Regions from separate parts of the Homo sapiens genome. Here region 1 is linked to region 2. The links are chromatin loops, found by intact Hi-C in ENCODE. Cell type or tissue: ovary. All regions are shown on one strand. Each heading gives the region's core, and the rest is flanking DNA. Links, peaks and the distances in the headings are about the cores only. Region 1 overlaps ARL3 (ARF like GTPase 3). Region 2 holds the start of LOC105378460 (a long non-coding RNA gene).

Region 1 (16,586 bases), core at 4,422-9,421, 50 kb before region 2:
TAATTTTGTGTGTGTGTGTTTTTAGTAGAGACGGGGTTTCACCATGTTAGCCAGGATGGTCTGTATCTCCTGACCTCGTGATCCGCCCGCCTCGGCCTCCCAAAGTGCCGGGATTACAGGCGTGAGCCACCGCGCCCGGCCTGTTCCTATTTTCTAGCTGAAACTGTGTGCAGTGTTATGTATATACATATATATATATAAAAACACACACACACATACATATATATACATATATATATACAGATACATATACATACATATATATATATATATACACACACACACACACACACACAGAAGCTGAATACAAGTCTGTGAAATTCTAAAGCCCATAACATTCATTTCATTAGGACTCTGGTGAAGTGGGAACCCACTCTTCCTGAGGAGATGCTCAGACTTTGTTCCTTAGGAAACATTGTTTGTATTTATTTAGGAGAGGGTGATGAGAAAGAAGACACAGTTTGGATTAAGTTCTCAATTTTGAGCTTTAAGCTGATAGGAGTTCAGTTGAAAGACGTAAAAACAAATGGAAGTCAGTTATATTTAAGCTAGTTATGGGGACCGTATGTACTTGACTGTTGGCTTCGTAATTTCAGAATTCAAATTTTAGCTGGTCCTCACAACCACATATATTTTCCATATACCAACGCATTCCTTCTCCCTCCACCACTCTGGTTTCTTTGAATGACCTAGTTTGTATTGTTTTAGGTCAGGGCACCATGCCTCTGCCAGTAGTTTAAGCTGATTTCGAGGCAGATAAAACGTCTGTAGTCCATAGCACATCTATTCATGATTTGACTGTAGAAAAGTTTGTTTAAATGTTTTGTGGTTGAGTCAGACCACTTCTGCCCACCAGGGTGTAGATAACTTGTATACACACATGCTGGTAACACACAATATACTTTTAACTGAAGTTCATGTTTCTTAAATTGTTTTATTTAATGTCACAGGAATATAAATCCTACATAGAGATCATGCCCGTTTTGCTCACTGTTGTACTTGGGGCACATTAAGGGTGTTTAATGATAATTGCGTGAATGGATATTTTGGCCAAAAAATGCACTTTAAAAATTAATGTCATTGTATTTATACTGCAAAACTCAGCCCTATGATAAATTTAACTTCTAATCGCTGTCTCCCTTCATTTGACAGTTAAAATAAAATATGGGCATATATGTATAGATGCACAGAATAGACTTATTCTGGTCTCTTTCATCCAGCCTCTTAAATCAGCTTACTTTGTACCTTTCAGGCAGAACCCTGATCTCTATAAATATCCTCTTCCCTATTTAGCAAACCCTGATAATCCTGTGATCCCATCCTCAGTAGTTGGATTAATATGATGCTGTATTATATTTGCACTTGTCTTCCCTAGACCATGCTTGAAATGCCATTTATCATTTTGCTGGAAGAAAACATTAGCTGAACTTTGCATTTCTCTGTAATTTCACTCAAAGGTGAAGTATCTGAAGTTATTATTTCCTAATAAGGAAAATTACTCATTAGAAATGTAGAAGCACTGTATTCTACACCATTAGGTTAATAAAGTTTATCTATAGTTAGAATTTTTTTTTTTTTTGAAACAGTCTAGCTCTGTGGCCCAGGCTGGAGTACACTGGTGTGATCTCGGCTCACTGCAACCTCCACCTCGCAGGTTCAAGCGATTCTCCTGCCTCAGCCTCCCAAGTAGCTGGGAATATAGGTGCCCACCACCATGCCTGGCCAATTTTTTGTATTTTTAGTAGAGGCAGGGTTTCACCATGTTGGCCAGGTTGGTCTCAAACTCCTGGCCTCAAATGATCCGCCAGCCTCAGCCTCCCGAAGTGCTGGGATTACAGGCATGAGCCACTGCACTCAGCCTTATAGTTAGAATGATTTCTTTTTCTTTCTTATCTGTGCTTTGCTCCTCTCCTTTTAAGGTGAATAAACATTATGTTTGTCTCTTTTTTTTTTTTTTTTTTTTTGAGACAGAGTCTTGCTCTGTCACCTAGCCCATAATGCAGTGGCCCGACCATAGTTCACTGCAGCCTCAAACTCTTGGGCTCAAGCCATCCTTCTGTCTCAGCCTCCTGAGTAGCTGGAACCGCAGGTGCACACCACCACACCTGGATAATTTTTTTTTTTTTTTTTTGGTAGGGATATGTGTCTCGTGTTTGTTGCCCAGGCTGATCTTGAATTCCTGGCCTTGAGCTATCCTCCTGCCTCAGCCTCCCAAAGCACTGGTATTACAGGTGTGAACCACTGTGCCTGGCCTTGTTTTTCTCTTAATTCTTTAATATCAAATGTAATGAGTGTGGAGCAAGTCTCTGCCTGAAAAAAAAAACAGTATTTTTAGTAACTTCTTTAAAAGAGACACATGAGGAAAAACCCAAAACATTAATTTTAAACTTTGAAAATATTTTATAGGCCGGGTGCAGTGGCTCACTCTTGTAATCCCAGCACTTTGGGAGGCCGTCACGGGCAGATTGCCTAAGGCCAGGAGTTTGAGACTAGCTTGGGCAACATAGTGAAACCCTGTCTCTACTAAAAATACACAAAATTAGCTGGGTGCGGTTGTACACATCTATAGTCCCAGCTACTCCGGAGGCTGAGGTGGAAGGATCACCTGAGCCTGGGAGGCTGAAGCTGTAGTGAACCATGATTTCACCACTGTACTCCAGCCTGGCATTAGGAGTGAGACCTTGTCTCAAAAAAAAAAAAAATATATATATATATATATATATAATATATGGTTTTATTTTTTGTTTTTGTTTTGAGATGGAGTTTCACTTTTGTTGTCCAGGCTGGAGTGCAGAGGCATGATCTTGGCTCACTGCAACCTCTACCTCCTGGGTTTAAGCAATTCTCCTGCCTCAGCTTCCCAAGTAGCTGGGATTACAGGCATGTGCCACCATACCCGGCTAATTTTGTATTTTTAGTAGATACGGGATTTCGCCATGTTGGCCAGGCTGGTCTCGAACTCCTGACCTCAAGTGATCCACCCACCTCGGCCTCCCAAAGTGCTGGAATTACAGGTGTGAGCCACCACACCCGGCCAAAAAAAATTTTTTTTAAAATAGGAAACAGATCTTCCTTCATAATTTCTGCACTAAGCAGAAAATGCATGAGAAGAACTTTGCCTGTGTCATTTAATGTACTAATTTGATAAATTCCAGATGTTTTATAATTTATTTTAAGAGGTAATGAGACCTCTTCTTTTCACTTACAATCAGGAACTCAGGATGAGTAGTAAAATGGGTTTTCCTCTTAGCCTTTTTATGTCACCAGTCCCCTAAGGATCTCAGAATTTTAATTTTTACTTTTCTGAAAGGTGATATTATAAATGAGTGATTGCAATATAGCTAATAGAAACCAGGGAGACTTCTTGTAAATATAGTTTTAAGAAGGAATGCTGTCAAAGTATTCAAGACCAGATGAGATAAAAACAGCAAAAAAAAAAATCTTGCCTTTGGGTGGATCGCTTGAGCTTAGGAGTTCAAGACCAGCCTGGGCAACATGGCAAAACCCCATCTCTACAAAAAATACAAAACTTAGTGGGGCGTGGTGGTGTGAGCCGGTAGTCCCAGCTACTGGAGAGGCTGAGGTGGGAGGATCGCTTGAGCCCAGGGAGTCGAAGCTGCAGTTAGCCGTGTTCACGCCACTACATTCCAGCCTAGGCCACAGAGGAAGACCCTGTCCCCCCAAAAAAAAGAAAAAGGAAAAAAAAGTCTGGCCTTTTAAAAAGCCAGACTTCTGTTTGTTTCCAATCTATTCAATCTCTGTCCCCCAAATCTTTTGGCATAGAATTTGTCTAGCTTAGACTAAACCTTCCATCTTACTGCTGGAAAAAATTGAGGCATAGAAAGGTTAATGTGGTCCTTAGCAAGTCAGTACAGATACAGTACTAGAAGTGGTAAACAAAGAGTCTCTGAGGCAGAAAGGAATTCTTAATAATTATGCATATTTGCGTATGATTGTCCAAAGATGCAGTTGTTGAGAATTATTTCTCAGAAGTATCCTTTGATCTTAGTGAACAAACTGGTTTGAATTATTGCCTGGTACAATGTGAATAACAAATACAACCATTTTGCATAATTCTAAGACTCAGTTTGAAGGAATTTCTTCTTGGGCTGGGAGATTAAATTATATGCCCTTTAAACTCTGGGATTCTTTGACTCTTGTTCTAGCCATGTGTCGTTAGAACAAGATTATCAGCTATAGCACAGAACAAATAACTTTCCTATAAAGATGTTCTTATGTTCTTAACTAAAAATCAACATGGTTTATTTATTTTTTCTTTGTTTTCTTTTTCTTTTTTCTTTTTTTTTCTTTTTGAGACAGAGTCTCACTCTGTCACCCAGGCTGGAGTGCAGTGGTACAAATACAGCTTACTGCAATCTCGACCTCCCAGGCTCTAGCAATTCTCTCACCTCAGCTTCCTGAGTAGCTGGGACCACAGGCCTGCGCCACCATGCCTGGCTTATTTGTTTTTTATTTTTTGTAGGGACAGGGTCTCACTATGTTGCCAGGGCTGGTCTTGAACTCCTGGGCTCAAGCAGCCCTCCTGCCTTGGCCTCCCAAAGTGCTGGGATTATAGGCGTGAGCCACCATGCCCAGCAACATGCTTTATATTTCTATCCATAAAAAATAATAAATAATGGCCAGGAGAGGTGGCTCATGGCCTGTAATCCCAGCACTTTGGGAGGCCAAGGTGGGCTGATCGCTGGAGGCCAGGAGTTCAAGACCAGCCTGGCTAACATGGCGAAACCCCATCTCTACTAAAAATATAAAAATTAGCTAGGCATGGTGGCACATGCCTGTAATACCAGCTACTCTGGAGGCTGAGGCACAAGAATTGCTTGAACCCAGGAGACAGAGGTTGTAGTTGAGCCGAGATTGCACCACTGCACTCCAGCCTGGGTGACAGAGGGAAATATTAGATTAACAGTAAAAAATTCCTTGGTTAATTTTGGTGGGTTTTTGTTTTGTTTTGTTTTGTTTTGCTTCATGGATGCCTTTTATGATTTCTTAACTTCTCTGTTGTACCAAATTTTTCATCTAAAAAACACAGATTATCTATACCATGCACCTATCCTGTAGGGTCTTGTGAAAGATGATAGTAGAACATTTTGAATGAAGAAGTCTTGAAGATGTGCTGAAATAGATAAAATCTTTTTTTTTGAGACGGAGTCTTGCTCTGTCACCCAGGCTGGAGTGCAGTGTGCAATATCGGCTCACTGCAACCTCCGCCTCCCAGGTTCAAGCGATTCTCCTGCCTCAGCATTTCGAGTAGGTGGGACTACAAAGCGCCTGCCACCACGCCCGACTAATTTTTTATATTTTTTGTAGAGACAGGGTTTCACCGTGTTAGCCAGGATGGTCTCGATCTCCTGACCTCGTGATCCGCCCACCTTGGCCTCCCAAAGTGCTGGGATTACAGATGTGAGCCACCGTGCCCGGCGATAAAATCTTTTTTAAAAATTTTTTCCTTTTAATTTTTGTGGGTCCATGGTGTTATATATTTATAGGGTACATGAGATGTTTTGATACAGGCATGCAATGTGAAATGATGAAATAGATAAAATCATTAACAGGAAGCCCAACTATAATTTTATATAGCCTTTTTATATATTTTTGTATAACACCTTAAAATCGTGTGTTAACTTGGGTGTGTCATCCTATTTAATTCCACAAGTGTTATCTAGTGTCTGTTTGATAAGTGCCAGGCATTATGGGACAAGTATAGCCCTTACCACGAGAAACTTTAGTAAAGGAGAAAAATACAAACATCAGTTACCTAGTTTGATATGATGAATGTTCTGCTCTAAGTGTATGTAAAGGGCTTTAGGAACACAGATGGGGTAGAGTTCACACTCCCAGGAGATTTGGGGTGACTGCTAAGCTAGATTGATTGGAGGAGCAGAAATAAGCCCTGCTACTTATTAAGTTGCTGAATTTACTGTAGCACTTCTACCGAAACTTGGAAAGAGGAAGCAAATGGAATAAGTGGCATTAGAATGAAAAATAATAACATAAGCTCTCCATAACCAATAACTTTTTTCAAGGAGAAGTTATTCTCATATCCAGTTAATATCACAGTCAGTGCCCCCAGAGTAATCTGTCTCCTTTGTGGTTGTTGAAGGGCTTGCTCTCAATTTTGCGCAAGTTGAAAAGTGCACCAGACCAGGAGGTGAGAATACTTCTCCTGGGCTTGGATAATGCTGGCAAGACCACTCTTCTGAAGCAGCTTGCATCTGAAGACATCAGCCACATCACACCTACACAGGTGAGCACTGCCTTGGCTCCAGATGCCGTGTGACACAGGAAGACGATAATAGCAATGTGAAAGACAAAATGGGAAATACAGTTTTGTCCACTTCCAAGTTTTGTCTCTGAGAAAAGTCTATACAATCTAAAGATAACCAGATTTCAAAAATATGTAAGAGATTCCATTCTCATGAGGTATTTAGAGTAGTCAGATTCATAGAGACAGAATGCAGAATGGTGGTTACTGGAGCTGGGGAGGGGGAATGGGGAGTTATTGTTTAACGGGTACAGTGAGTCAGTTTTGCAAGATGGAAAGAGTTCTGTGGGTAACGGCCCACAGTGTGAATGTATTTAATGCCATGGAACTGTACACTTTAAAATGGCTGAAATGGTACGTTTTATGTTATAACGTTAAAATGTGTACGCAGACACACTTCACAGTACCCACTTCATCAGGCCACCCCACTGCAGCATCTGCATCCCACTGGGCTTCAGCCTCCACACAGCACCTTTCAGCACATGCACCCCTCTTCCGTCTCTGCCCCACCTTCCCCACCCGCACATGTCCTCAGCAGCTGCATATTGTACGTGTTATGTTACAATTTAAAATATATGTATACATATATACACATGTGTGTGTTTGTGTGTATATAGACAAATCCAGCAGATCTGAGTACCTATATTCTTTTTATTTTTATTTTATTTCTTTAAATTATTTATTTTTTGAGACACAGTCTTGCTTTGTCACACAGGCTGAAGTGTGGTAGTGCAATCTTGGCTCACTGCAACCTCCGCCTCCCAGGTTCAAGCGATTCTTGGACCTCAGCCTCCCTAGTAGCTGGGATTACAGGCGCACACCGCCATGGCCCGCTAATTTTTGTATTTTTTTGTAGAGCCAGGGTTTTGCCATGTTGGCCAGGCTGGTCTCAAACTCCAGACCTCAATGATCCACCCACCCCAGCCTCCCAAAGTGCTGGGATTACAGGTGTGAGCCACCACACCCAGCCTATTCTTTTTTAAAAAATAGCTTTATCTTCTCTGATTATGAAAGTAGTGCATGTAGAAAACACAGAGAAAGTATAAAGGAGAAAACTCTGAGAAAAACCATGGTTAATATTTTACCGTGTACTTTTCAGACTTAATAAATACAAATATGTATCAATTTTTAAAAGAAAAAAAAATTACCTGCCTTTTTTTTTTTTTTTTTTTTTTTGGAGACAGAGTCTCGTTCTGTTTCCCAGGCTGGAATGCAGCAGTGCAATCTCAGCTCACTGCAACCTGCGCCTCCTGGGTTCAAGTGATTCTCCTGCCTCAGCCTCCCAAGTAGCTGGGACTACAGGTGCACGCCACCACGCCTGGCTAATTTGTTGTATTTTAGTAGAGACAGGGTTTCACCGTTGTTGCCCAGGCTGGTCTCGAACTCCTGAGCTCAGGCAGTCCACCTGCCTCGGCCTCCCAAAGTGCTAGGATTACAGGCGTGAACCACCTTGCCCGGCCAATTACCTGCCTTTTTAAATCCAGTCTCATCAACCTTCCTCTTTCCTGAAAAGGGCAAGCAAGCAAAGCATAAAGGATAAGGGAATGATAGTGCTCACAGCGTGGAGGTTTAAAGATGAGTCCTGGGCCGGGCGTGGTGGCTCATGCCCATAATCCCAGCACTTTGGGAGGCCGAGGTGGGCGGATCACAAGGTCAGGAGATCGAGACCATCCTGGCTAACATGGTGAAACCCCGTCTCTACTAAAAATACAAAAAATTGGCTGGGCGTGGCAGTGGGCACCTGTAGTCCCAGCTACTTGGGAGGCTGAGGCAGGAGAATGGCGTGAACCCAGGAGGTGGAGCTTGCAGTGAGCCGAGATCATGCCACTGCACTCCAGCCTGGGCGACAGAGCGAGACTCCATCACAAAAAAAAAAAAAAAAAAAAAAAAAAAAAAAAAAAAGACAAGTCCTGGGCACCATGGCTCATGCCTGTAATCCCAGCACTTTGGGAGGCCGAGGTGGGTGGATCATGAGGTCAGGACATGGAGACCATCCTGGACAACATGGTGAAATCCTGTCTCTACTAAAAATACAAAAATTAGCTGGATGTGGTGGTGTGCACCTGTTATCCCAGCTACTCAGGAGACTGAGGCAGGAGAATGGCTTGAACTTGGGAGGCGGAGATTACAGTGAGCTGAGATTGTGCCATTGCACTCCAGCCTGGCGACAGAGTGAGACTCCGTCTCAAAAAAAAAAAAAAAAAAAAAAGACAAGACCTGATTGGAAAAACTGTAGTGGGTTTCTTAGAACTCATTCCCTGTAGGAAATCCTAAGAATGCCTGACCTTTGGCTAAGCCAACAGGGAGAGCTTGTTGGTCTTAGTCACTTTAAAGTGTTTGAGCATTAAAGGTTAGAGGTTTTAGCAAAACCAGAGTTATTTTCCATCACTGTACCGTGATAAGACCCTGGTGTCAGGTTTGAATGGCTGTGCTGGTGTGCATGCATACTTCACGGCCCATGAGTCTTACTGATTCACAACTCTTTATGGAAAAGTCATTTCAACTGCTACCAAATGAACAATTTTTACAGCTTCTGAACAAATTTAATGTATAGCCCAAGCAAATTACAGTAATCTAGCCTAGAAGGGCTGAAAACACATATTAGTGTGTCAAGATTTCTGCCAGAAAAAGAAGCACTAGTTTTTGTGTGCATGCGCTTGTGGGGTTTTTTTGTTTTTGTTTTTGTTTTTTTAGTATTAGCAATAAACTGTGTCTCTCAAGAACACTAACGTGAAGACTTCCACACTGCAAACACAGAAATAAACTCAAAGTTAGGAACCCAAAGTTCTCATTCTAACCTTCAGGCTTTGTTTGATGTGTTATAGGTAACTCTGATATTATATTGTGTCAAGGTTTCATATTCTTTAAAAACAAACTTTTATTATGTTTTTTGTTTTATATTAGAAAAAGTAATAAATGCTCATTGTAGTAAATTTAGGAAGTATAAATAAATACAATTGAGAAACTAAAAGTCACCTATAATGCCCAGTCAGACATACCACTGTTCACATTTAGGAATGTATCAAGTTTTTTTCTATGCATATATATGATGGGTATATTTAAAATAAAAAATAAAAATGGCTCATAGAGGATATACTAGCTTGTATCATCTATATCTAGATATAGATTTTTTTTAGAGACGGGGTTTCACTCTGTCGGCCAGGCTGGAGTACAGTGGCACCATCCATAGCTCACTGCAGCCTCAAATTCCTGGGTTCAAGCAATCTTCCCACCTCAGGCTCCTGAGTAGTTAGGACTGCAGGCATGTGCCACCACACCCAGCTAATTTTTTTTTTTTTTTTTTTTTGGTAGAGATGGGGTCTCACTACATTGCCCAGGCTGGCCTTGAACTCCTGGGCTCAAGCAGTCCTCCCGCCTCAGTCTCCCAAAATTGGGATTATGGGTGTGAGCCACTGAACCTGTCTCCTCTTGTTCACTTAATAATAGATCATGAACATCTTTCTATGTTATTATATATGTAAATACTTATGTAATATACATCTCTAAATGTTTTTGCCCATTCATCATTATTATTTCCTCAGAATAAATTCCTAGATTTGTTGGGTCTCATGACTTATAGCTGTTTAAGCCCATTGATACATATGGTCAAATTCCAAGATTCACTGTTACTTGTATTCCAAGATTTACTGTTATTTATTTTCTGCTTTATTCCAGAAAGGATTCAGTATTACTGAGTTTGACATTTAATATCATTGTTGAGTGTGGAATTTTTAAATACACTAAAGTAGTTTTGCCAGTGAGTCACAATGAAACTTTTTTCAATAAGCTTAAGCCATTTCCCTTTAGAATTCTCGAACTTCTAATGTATTCAGTCATTGGCGTGTTAGAGAAGTGAGAGTCAGCAGGATCCCCAGTTATCCTCCAGAGACTGTGTATCCGCAGTGGAAATTGGGTGGCAATATTCCTGTCCTATTGCACTGTGCCTTCTCCTTCTGTGCCAGGCAGCAGTGTTGACAGGCTACCACATGAAACAAATGTTTGTGGAGGCATCCCCAAAGCTATCTAACTCCAGTTATTCTGGATGAAATGTCTCTTCTGTGGTAGCAAGCTGTTGACTGGGTTTTTCAAATCCTGGTTTCCCTATGTAATTTTTGCAAGAAGACTTTAAAAAAAATTCTTGTTCATGCAATACATTCTCTGGGAACCCCAAAGGGCTTGTTAATTTGTTTCTTTCCACACTGACCCCCACCTGGCAATTCTGCCTGTCCCTGATTTGCTCACCTTCCTCAAAGTTTCACCTCAAGTAACTGTCTTAAAAATGAAGACTTCCAGCCCGGTGCAGTGGCTCACACCTGTAATCCCAGCACTTTGGGAGGCTGAGGCGGGCGGATCACCTGAGGTCGGGAGTTCAAGACCAGCCTGACCAACATGGAGAAACCCCATCTCTACTAAAAATACAAAATTAGCCAGGCATGGTGGCGCATGCCTGTAATCCCAGCTACTCGGGAGGCTGAGGCAGGATAATCGCTTGAATCCGGGAGGTGGAGGTTGCGGTGAGCCGAGAGCACAACTCTGCAAAAAAAAAAAAAAAAAAAAGACTTCCGGCTGGGCACAGTGGCGCATGCCTGTAATCCCAGTGCTTTGGAAGGCCAAGGTGGGCGGATCATGAGGTCAGGAGTTTGAGACCAGCCTGACCAATATGGTGAAACCCTGTCTCTACTAAAAATACAAAAAATTAGCCGGGTGTGGTGGCAGGCGCCTGTAATTCCAGCTACTCGGGAGGCTGAGGCAGGAGAATCACTCGAACTTGGGAGGCGGAGGTTGCAGTGAGCCAAGACCATGCCACTGCACTCCAGTCTGGGCAACAGAGCGAGACTCTGTCTCAAAAAAAAAATGAAGACTTCCTTTTCAAGTTCAAGTTCATCATAGTTCCCTATGAAAGCACTTTTTTTTTTTTTGAGATGGAATCTCACTCTGTCGCCCAGGCCAGAGTGCAGTGGCATGATCTCAGCTCACTGCAACCTCTGCCTCCAGGGTTCAAGTGATTCTCTTGCCTCGGCATCCTGAGTAGCTGGGACTCCAGGCATGCGCCAACACGCCTGGCTAATTTTTGTATTTTTAGTAGAGACGGTGTTTCACCATATTGACCAGGCTGATCTCGAACTCCTGACCTCCTGATCCATCCGCCTCGGCCTCCCAGAGTGCTGGGATTACAGGCGTGAGCTACGCACCCAGCCTGAAAGCACAATTTTAACTGACCACTTGTTTGTTTCCATCAGTGTCTGCAACTGAGGGCTCCACCTCCCTACTGGGCTGATATATTCGAGTTACAAACCCAGCCTCCCCCATAGCATCCTCAGTTCTGCTCTTTTTCCTGATTAATCCCTGTAGGAAATTTATTTTGAGCTGCTCTTGAAGAATCTAATCCTCTAGATTTGTAGCTTTTGCCTCTTTAAATTTAGCTTGTGTTCTTTCCTGTTGAGTCTTCAGATTCAGCTTTTTTTTTGTTGTTAGTTACATGAAATGTCCTGTTAAATTTTACCATCCTGAAGATTCATGGGCATGTGATGTGTGTTGGTTAATTAGAGCTATTCTCATTTGGAGTTATCCTCAGTAATTATATATGTATATATGTTCATTGTAGAAAAACATTGTGTTAGCCTGACATTATTAACACTGACTCCACAACCTGGATGAAACAAGCATGTATAAATATGTTTCTGTATTCTCTGTCACAACAAATCATTTTCAGCATTACCAGTATCACATATGGCAGAGTACTTTAGAATTAATAAAAAACATAGCTATTAAATGTAACTTTGTCAGAATTATGATCCCAAAGTTTAATAAAACTTGATGTTTTTGTCCCTGTTTCAGGGTTTCAACATCAAAAGTGTACAATCACAAGGTTTTAAACTGAATGTATGGGACATTGGTGGACAGAGGAAAATCAGACCATACTGGAAGAATTATTTTGAAAATACCGATATTCTTGTAAGTACTCCTTCTGACGCACTAATTCATAGTATTTTCTGCCATGTGTTAGAAACATGGACACTGTAACATTCTTTCTTGTCAGTAATTCCACCACCATAACATTAATCACTGTGAATTTAGCAGGGATAGCAGAAGGCTACAGATTATAAAGGAAAAACATCTTTGTATAACTTGTATAAGATGTTTTGCTGTCGCTCAGTAACAATGTTGTACCCACACCCATCTTGGCAAAATAAAGTGTTATTAATTGCCATAGTGATTTGAATAGCAGAAGGGAAGTCAGAAGATCATGCCACTGACTGTCACCCCTAGGAAGACAACGAATCAAGTGTATTGCAAAGAGAGCAAGCAAAATAGTGAAAGTACTGGAAACCATGATGTGTAAGGAGTGGTTGAAAGACCTGAGAATGTTATTCCTGGAAAAGAGAACACTGGGAACTGTCTAGGCTGCTTCAAGAATTATCTTAAGTCAGAGGGATTGAATAGTTCTAGAGGGCTGAGCCAAGAGCAAGATGGGGAATGTTAGGTGGTAGAATGTAATTCAGATTAAGGAAGAAGTTTCCTATAATTACAATCGTCCAGTAGTAGGAGAAGCTGCCTCGTGCATTGGGAATACCCTGACTCAGGGAGCGTTCATTCAAGTGGAGGCCGAGATTTTAGCTCCCAGCTCGCTGTCACTTCCTTTAGGACCATCACAGTTTCAGAATTCTTGGAGATTTCACTGTCCACTTACATGATTTCCACAAAACCTCAGCCTCTCAGTTCCTTCACCAGCCCTCCTTCAATGGTCTTGTCATCTACTCTACCTCAGCCACATACTTGCATAATCATACCCTAAAACTAGGGGGGCTCATGAACTTAGATGGGAGAAAAATTGCATGTCGCTTTTACTAACCTCTAACCAAAAGTTTGCGTTTACATCAATTATGATGAAAGGCAATAAACTGCAATAATAGCAGCCATATCTATGTCTTTATTACGAATAGAAATCATCTAGACCAGGTGTGGTGGCTCATGCCTGTAATCTCAGCAGTTTGGGGTGGCTGAGGTGGGAGGATCGCTTGAGCCCAGGAGGCGGAGGTTGCAGTGAGCCCAGATTGAGATCAGGCCACCACACTCCAGCCTGGAAGACAGAGTGATACTCTGTCTCAAGACAAGAAAAAAAAAAAGAAATCATCTTGCATCTCAAACAGCTTCACCTTCTGCTGTTGTTTCCTAAGTGTCTCTCTCCTCTGGATCATTCCCATCAACATAAACATATCCTGTAGCTTCTCTTGCTTAATGAAGAAAAAATAAGCCCCAGAAAACTCCTCCTGACCATACATCCCCCTCCAATACTGTCCCATTCCTCAGCCTCCCTTTATAGCAAAACTCCTTGAAAGAGTTTGTTATGCTCTCTGTCTTTGCTTTATCTCCTCCTAGTTACTCTTGAGCCTTCTTTTCAGGGTCACTGATAATTCCACATTGCTAAAAGTAGGGTTCAGTTTTCAGTACTCATCTCACTTGACCTATCAGGCCATTTAACATTGGTCATGCTCTCTTTGAAACATTGTCTTTTCTTGGCTTCCAAGACACCATTCTATCTTGGTTTTCCTCCTCACTGGCTACTCCTCCTAAATCTCCATTGCTATTTTTTTTTAATCTCCCAACCTCCAAATGTTAGAGAGCCCCGGAGTCCTTGTGTTTTTCTTCTCTGAGTCACTGCTTAGGTGACCTCGTCTAATTTGAAGGATTTAATGACCACTTAGATGCTTATGAATCTCAAACTATCATCTCTAGCCTGGAATTCTCCCCTGAACTTGAGTTTCATATACAGTCATGTGCCACATAATGACACTTGGGTCAGTGACTGACCTCATAAATGATAGTGGTCCCTTAAGATTATAATAGAGCTGCCGGGCGCAGCGGCTCACGCCTGTAATCCCAGCACTTTGGGAGGCCAAGGCAGGTGGATCACGAGGTCAGGAATTCAAGACTAGCCTGGCCAAGATGGTGAAACTGCATCTCTACTAAAAATATGAAAATTAGCTGGGCATGGTGGTGGATGCCTGTAATCCCAGCTACTCAGGAGGCTGAGGAAGAGAATTGCTTGAACCCAGGAGGTGGAGATTGCGGTGAGCCAAGATTGCGCCACTGCACTCCAGCCTGGGCAACACAGCGAGACTCTCTTTCTCAAAAAAAAAAAAAAATTATAATAAAGCTGAAAAATTTATATTACCTAGTGACATAGCTGTCATAACACATTACCTTTTATATGTTTAGATCCATAAATACTTACCATTGTTTTACAGTTGCCTGCAGTATTCGATACAGTAACTTCGTGTACAGGTTTGTAGCCTGGGGCAATAGGCTATGCCATACAGCCTAGGTGTGCAGTAGACCATCTAGGTGTGTGTAAGTACACTGTATGATGTTGGCACCATGTCAGAATTGCCTAATAATGCATTTCTCAGAACATGCCCCTGTCATTAAGCAACACATGACTATATAAGCCAGCTGCCTATTTGACATCTCCACTTCAGCGGCTGGTAAGTCCCTCAGCCTCAACATGTCTAAAACCAAATTCCTGTTTTCATCCTGTTCTACTCAACCCTACTCTTCCCACAGTCTTCTCAGTAAATGGGAGTCCCATTCCTCCGGAAACAATGCAATCATCCTTGGCTCCCTCTCCTCACTCCCCTCATCTGATCTATCAGCAGATTCTTTGTACCTATTGCCATCAGACGTATTTTTATTTATTAGCTTTCTCTTGCACTGTAAGGTAAGCTCCGTGAGGACAGGAATTTTTGCATTTTAAAAAACTGTTGGCCGGGTGCGGTGGCTCACGCCTGTAATCCCAGCACTTTGGGAGGCTGAGGCGGGTGGATCACAAGGTCAGGAGTTCAAGACCAGCCTGGCCAAGATGGTGAAACCCCATCTCTACTAAAAATACAAAAAATTAGCCAGGCGTGGTGGTGGGCGCCTGTAATCCCAGCTATTTGGGAGGCTGAGGCAGAGAATTGCTTGAATCAGGGAGGTGCAGGTTGCAGTGAGCCAAGATTGCGCCACTGCTCTCCAGCTTTGGCGACAGACCAAGACTCCGTCTCAAAAAAAAAAAAAAAATGTTGGCCAGGCTCTGTGGCTAACGCTTGTAATCCCAGCACTTTGGGAGGCCGAGGTGGGTGGATCACGAGGTCAGGAGATCGAGACCATCCTGGCTAACACGGTGAAACCCCGTCTCTACTAAAAAATACAAAAAAATAGCCGGGCATGGTGGCGGGCGCCTGTAGTCCTAGCTGCTCGGGAGGCTGAGGCAGGAGAATGGCATGAACCTGGGAGGCGGAGCTTGCAGTGAGCCAAGATTGCACCACTGCACTCCAGCCTGGGTGACAGAGTGAGACTCTGTCTGAATAAAAAATAAAATAAGGCCGGGCATGGTGGTCACTCCAGCCTGGGCAACAAGAGTGAGACTCTCTCTAAGATAAGATGAGATAAGATAAGGTGAGGTAAGATAAAATTCTTTTAATTCAGAAAAAAACAAAAAAATAAAAATAATTAAAAATATTTTAAATCAGGCCTGGTGCGATGGCTCATTCCTGTAATCCCAGCACTTTGGGAGGCCGAGGCAAGTGGATCACTTAAGGTCAGGAGTTCGAGACCAGCTTGACCAACATGGAGAAACCCCGTCTCTACTAAAAATACAAAATTAGCTGGGCGTGGCGGCACATGCCCGTAAGCTACTCAGGTGGAAAATCGCTTAAACCCGGAAGGTGGAGGTTGCGGTGAGCCAAGATCATGGCATTGCATTCCAGCCAGGGCAACAAGAGTCTCAAAACAAAAAACAAGTCTCAAAAACAAAAAAAAAATTTTAAATCAACAAGGAAACACTTAGAACTAATAAGTGATCATACCAAGGCTGCAGGATATAAGGTTAATATGTACAAGTCGGTTGCTTTCCTTTATATCAGCAGTGAACAATTGAAATTTGAAATTAATAGCAAAATACCATTTAGCACCCCCAAAATGAAACACTTAGGCATAAATCTAACAAAATACATTCAGGACCTACTTGAAGAAACCTGCAAAACTCATAAAGAAGATCTAGGTAAATAAAGAGACAGTCCGTGCTCATGGATAGGAAAACTCAGTATTATTAAGATGTCAGTTATACCCAACTTGATTTATAGATTTAATAGAATCCCAATCAAAATCACAGCAAGTTACTTTGGGGATATTGACAAACTGATTCTAATGTTTATATGGAAAAGCAAAAGATTTAGATGGCTAACATAGTACTGAAAAGGAACAAGTTAGAGGACTGACACTACCTGACATCAAGATTCTCTGTAAAGCAAGTAAACAAGAC
Region 2 (5,000 bases), core at 1-5,000:
CCACTGTCACCTCTGCGTCCAGGAGATTCATAATAAAAAAAAATCAAAAACAAAGCCAAAACCAAAACAAAATCCAAAAGGAAAAGACCTGGGGCAATGGAATGAGGAAGAGGGGAGGCGAGGAAGGTAGAAGGGCAGGTCTCTGGATGCATAACTCCCGAGCCCGGGGGCTGGGGAGGAAGATTCCCCAGCGCCCCGCCGCCTGCGTGGCGTTAGCTCGTCACGTAGTGTTTGGTGGACGGCTGCCCATACACCCTGTAGAAATCCTGGTGGCCGGGCTGCTGGGAGGCGTCAAGCCAGTCTCTGACCGCCAGGCTGGGAAGGGACTGGGGGACGGAGGGTGTGGGCGGGAGCGGGTGTGAGTACTCCTGCGAGGGCACTGTCCAGGGAAAGTGGCCGGAGCGGGGGTAGGGCTGGTGGCCGCCATGGTTGGCCACGGAAGAACAGTAACAGTTGTCCACAGAACAGACGAGAATCTTGCGGCCGCCATACTGGGGGAGCATGGGCTGCTGGGCGGCGGAGCCATTGGGATACTGCGATGGGGGGAACACGGGGCTTGAGTGCACTGGTTGGGCGCCGCCCGGCAGGGCCACCAAGTGCTGCGTGGAGCTGCAGGGCCCCAGGGGCTGCCCAGACTGGCCCTCACCGCTGGCTGTGCCCGCCGCCCCGTACTGGCCGCCCACAGGGCCCGACGACGTCTCTAGGAAACTGGCCTCTGGGAAGGCCGTTGAGTGCTTGCGCTTTTCCGCCCCAGAGCTGCTCACGCCGCAAGGGTACAGGGGGACACTCTGCAGGAAGGGCACCGGCGTGCTGAAGGGGCCTGTGGAGAGTTGGGGCAAAAGTCGCCAAAGCTCCCACCCCAAGCAACCCAGGCCTCCTCTCCCTGGGTTGGACCTGGGGACCATTGACACCTAGAGGCCCAAGAATGTTACATCTCAGGTGATGCTTGCTCCTCTACCATTAGGAGGTACAGAATAGTTATATCCCCACTTTAAGCTGAAGAAATGGAGGCTGGGGAGGTCATGTTGCTTACCCACTGTCCCACAGCTACAAGTGGCAAAGCCTGGATATGAGGACAGGTCTCCCAGACTGGGCCACACTGCCTCTTGGAGGGAAGGCTGTGGCGCTGAACCCCTCCCCAAAGGTCCCTGTCTCCCTTCGGCGGAACACCCCACCCTCACCTTCTAGCATTTTCCGCAGCTGCTTCTCCTTCTTGGCCACTTCGTTCAGGAAGAGCTTGGAGTTCAGGTGGCCGATCTTAGTGGGGGAAAGGCTGCTGCTCGTGCAGGTCTGGGTCCTGGGGGCAGTGGACGGGGCATCTGCTGTGAGGAGGCATCACCGGTGAGCCCGCCCTACCTCCCCGCCATGGGCCTGGCCCCCCTGCCCTCCCCAGGATGTGCCCCCGGGAGGGCTAGGGCCCTCAGCTTACCTGTCCATCAGGATTTTCACAGACTTGGTGTTCTGTTGGGGAGAGAAAAGAGTCAAGTCAGTGGAAAAGGCAGTCCAGGGAGAGCCCGGGGAGAGGGGAAGACAAAAGCTGCCCCCCCTGAGCCTCCCCCAGGCTGGGTGGATCCTCTCATTCTGGACAGAAAGTGGCAGGGGTAGGGGTGGCCATTTGCGGAAGAAGAGCTAACATTTACTGAGCTCTTGCCACGTGACCCAGGCATTGTAAGTGCTTTCTGTGCATCCATAACTTCATCCATACCCGAGGAGAAGGGCTCTGCAGGCCCACACTGTTTTAGCTCAAGTCTTTGGGGCCAGATGTGTTTTGGAATTTGGAATTTTTTGGATTTTAGACGGAGAATACAGTGCCTGTATCATATATTACATTATCATCCCCAGCAAGACACAACAATCTAATACAGCAACATTTCTGCAGCAAAATGTTTGAATTTTCATACTAAGCAAGATAAAGACCATAAATTGCCTAACATCAGTTTAGGTCAATTTTTGCTGTTAAATTAGATGCCAAAATTTGTTTAGTTTCCAGAGATGTTTATAAATGTGGAATTGTGGATAAAGAATAGTAGACCTGTATCATCAACACCACTTCGTAGGTGAGGGAACAAGGCCCGGGATGTACCTATGACTTGCCCAAGGTCACAGTGCTAGAAAGAGCAGGCAGGTGGATTTGAACCCATGCATGCTGGCTCCAAAGGTAAGGGCATGTGAGCTACAGGTGCAGGAAACTGCAGATCTCAATTTGGAAATGGCCCTCTGGGTGCCACCAGCCTGGTCCTGAGCCCAGCCCACCTTCATGAAGCTGACATCCTCCGTCTTATCAAAGAGCAGCTGCAGGGAGCCCAGCAGCTTCTTGGCCTCCTGCATGCGCTCCCCGAGGTGCAGCGCCTGCGCTGCGTTCTCGCTGCAGAACTTGGCCTGGGCCTTGTCTAGGACCTCCACTGTCTGCCGCAGGTCCTCGTCCAGCAGCTGGTGCAGCTTCTCGTACTGCAGCCGAACTTCCTCCTTCAGTTGGTTCACTTTCTCCTGCGAGTACAGAGGGCAGGAGTGGGCAGGCAGGTAAGCACTGGAAACCTTTGGTTTCCCCCCCTCTTACCCTTCTCACATCCTAGAACCCTAAGTCACCAGGCTGCCCCAGGCTCCCAAGGGCAAGGTCTGACCTGCCAGTTCCCCACTGGTAGCACAGGGCTCTGGGCCAGCATCCCCTGGCACCAGTGGGCATCCACGGGCAGTTGATTGAATGACTGATGGAGTGGTTCTGGCATAGGGCTACACAATCAATCCTTAGTAAGGAACTCACCCAAAGCCCTGCGCTCAAGCCACCCCCACCCCGCAGCATGGCCTTGGGCTTAGCTACCTCCACCAGGCGCTTGTCTGACTCGAGTTTGTACAGCTGGTCCTCAATGTCCTGCTCTCGCTCCTCCAGCCGGTCCTGCTGCTTCATGAGCATCTTCTGCAGGGACATTTGGGTGGGAGTATCAGAGGGACTGTGGCTCCAACCCTGACCCATGCTTCCCTCTACACAACACATGCATCCTATGGATCCTTTGACCCGATGGCACCAAGCCTCTGCTACCCAGCCCCTTTGGCCCCCTCCAATCCCAGGGGCCTATTCCCAGCTCTCCCCAGAATAGCTTCCCATGCATATTTATTTATCTTATTATTTTTTTAGATGGATTCTCACTCTGTTGCCCAGGCTGGAGTGCAGTGGTGCGATCTCGGCTCACTGTAACCTCCGCCTCCCCGGTTCAAGTGATTCTCCTGTCTTAGCCTCCCGAGTAGCTGGGATTACAGGCGTGCGCCACAACGCCCAGCTAATTTTTTTGTAGTTTTAGTAGAGACGGGGTTTCACCATGTTGGCCAGGCTGGTCTCAAACTACTGACCTCAAATGATCTGCCCGCCTCGGCCTCCCAAAGTGCGGGGATTATGGGCGTGAGCCACCATGCCCAGCCCCCATGCATATTTAAACCCTGAGCTTTCTGAGGGCAGGGCTACACCAACCTCTGTTCTAAACACTTTTCCTGTACAGATTTATCTAATCATCCCAGTAATGTCATGAGATAAGTACTATCATTATTCTCATTTCACAGAAGAGGAAACTGAGGCCTAGAGAGGTTAAGTAATTTGTCCACAGTCACACAGCTTGTAAATAGCAGAGCTTGGGCACAAACACAGGTGATCTGGCAGCAGGGTCCGTTCTTACCCAGGCTGTGCTGCCTCTCCCTGGGGAGCATCCTCTAAGAGATGAGTACCCTAAGATGCAGGGGGTCAAATTCCCTTCCATAGCCACGTGAACCTCTGTCCCAGTCCAAAGATCTCACTTTACCCTCGCCTTACATTAGGGGGCATCAGGCCAGTCACCCCCTCCCTTGTTCTTAAGACTGAGAGCTAGGACTCTGGAGTCCTGGCTAGCTCCCTCAGCCCCCTCAGTGGGACCCAGGCAGAAAGGAGATTTGAGGTCTCCTAAGACCTGAGGCCAGGCTGCTGGAAGGTGCTGGACCAAAGTGCTCTTCTCAGCTCATAATCTCCTGTCCCCACAACCCCTTTCCTGCCAGTCACTCCATCTCTCCTGCCCTCCTCTCACCAGATATGCCTCTTTAGACAGGCTCTCTCCCCTGCTCAAAAACTCTCCGTGACTCCGTCCTATCAACTACTTTAGCATGGCAATGAAGGCTCTTTTACACCCTGACTCTTCCAGCCAGCTGGGCTGGTATCCTGTCCCCAGCCCTCCACACATGGAAACTCCCTGTAGCTCTAGGTACATTCTTCTGCAGCCCACAGTGCCTCCTCCCTCCCCTGTCTATTCTTCAAGGCCCAACTGAAGTCCCCACTCCTCTAGGAAACTTTCCATGACCCCTGCTCTGAGCCTGTGCAGGTCCCTCCCTGTCCTGGCTACGGGGTGGGGCTGTCCCATTCTGCCCTCCCTCTCAGGTTGTGCTGTCCAATATGGTAGCCACTAGTCATATGTGGCTATTTAAATCCAAGTTAACAAAAAATAAAAAATAAGGTCAGGTGCTGTGGCTCATGCCTGTAATCCCAGCACTTTGGGAGGCCGAGGCAGGCGGATCACCTGAGGTCGGGAGTTCGAGACCAGCCTAACATGGAGAAACCCCATCTCTCCTAAAAATACAAAATTAGCTGGGCAAGGTGGTGCATGCCTGTAATCGCAACTACTCAGGAGGCTGAGGCAGGAGAATCACTTGAACCCGGGAGACGAAGGCTGTAGCGAGCCAAGATCGCGCCATTGCACTCCAGCCTGGGCAACAAGAGCGAAAGTCTGTCTCAAAAAAAAAAAAAAAAGTTAAGTATCGGTTCCTCATGCACCAACCTCATTTCAAGTGCCCAGTACCTACGTATCACTAGTCTCAGATACTAAAGTTATAAAATGTTACCATCATGCAGAAGTTCTATTAGACAGCACTATTCTGGAGTCTTCTAATTGCCTCACAAACCATGGTCTCATCTCCCTACAAGACACAGGGCCTCTTAAGAATGGGGATTTGCTGCTGTCTTTCTCCACCTTCCTTCAGAGGCAGGC

The links. A loop is a pair of places that touch in the nucleus more often than their neighbours do. Peaks named below come from ENCODE experiments on the same cell type or tissue, not always from the same donor. Only the 100,000 strongest peaks of a DNase experiment are listed, where the experiment ranks them.
Region 1: it touches region 2 in a loop (2.1-fold over the local background); 60 of 110 quality-filtered maps call a loop at or near these places.

Annotation. Positions count from the first base shown.
Region 1 is chr10:102,695,025-102,711,610 of GRCh38, reverse strand. It overlaps ARL3 (ARF like GTPase 3), which reads left to right. Exons shown (of 6, transcript NM_004311.4): 2 at 6,122-6,265; 3 at 12,122-12,238. Among named protein-coding and RNA genes, the nearest start is that of ARL3, 11 kb to the left of the region's middle. In ovary, for the core only: no CTCF peak of the experiment used is centred there; no DNase peak of the experiment used is centred there.
Region 2 is chr10:102,652,567-102,657,566 of GRCh38, reverse strand. TRIM8 (tripartite motif containing 8) reads right to left here. Exons shown (of 6, transcript NM_030912.3): 2 at 2,819-2,914; 3 at 2,254-2,487; 4 at 1,430-1,461; 5 at 1,182-1,297; 6 at 1-820. The coding sequence ends at 213. It overlaps LOC105378460 (a long non-coding RNA gene), which reads left to right and starts at 2,436. Exons shown (of 3, transcript XR_007062272.1): 1 at 2,436-2,520. RefSeq lists an enhancer at 4,404-4,453. In ovary, for the core only: no CTCF peak of the experiment used is centred there; no DNase peak of the experiment used is centred there; H3K27ac peaks cover 253 bases.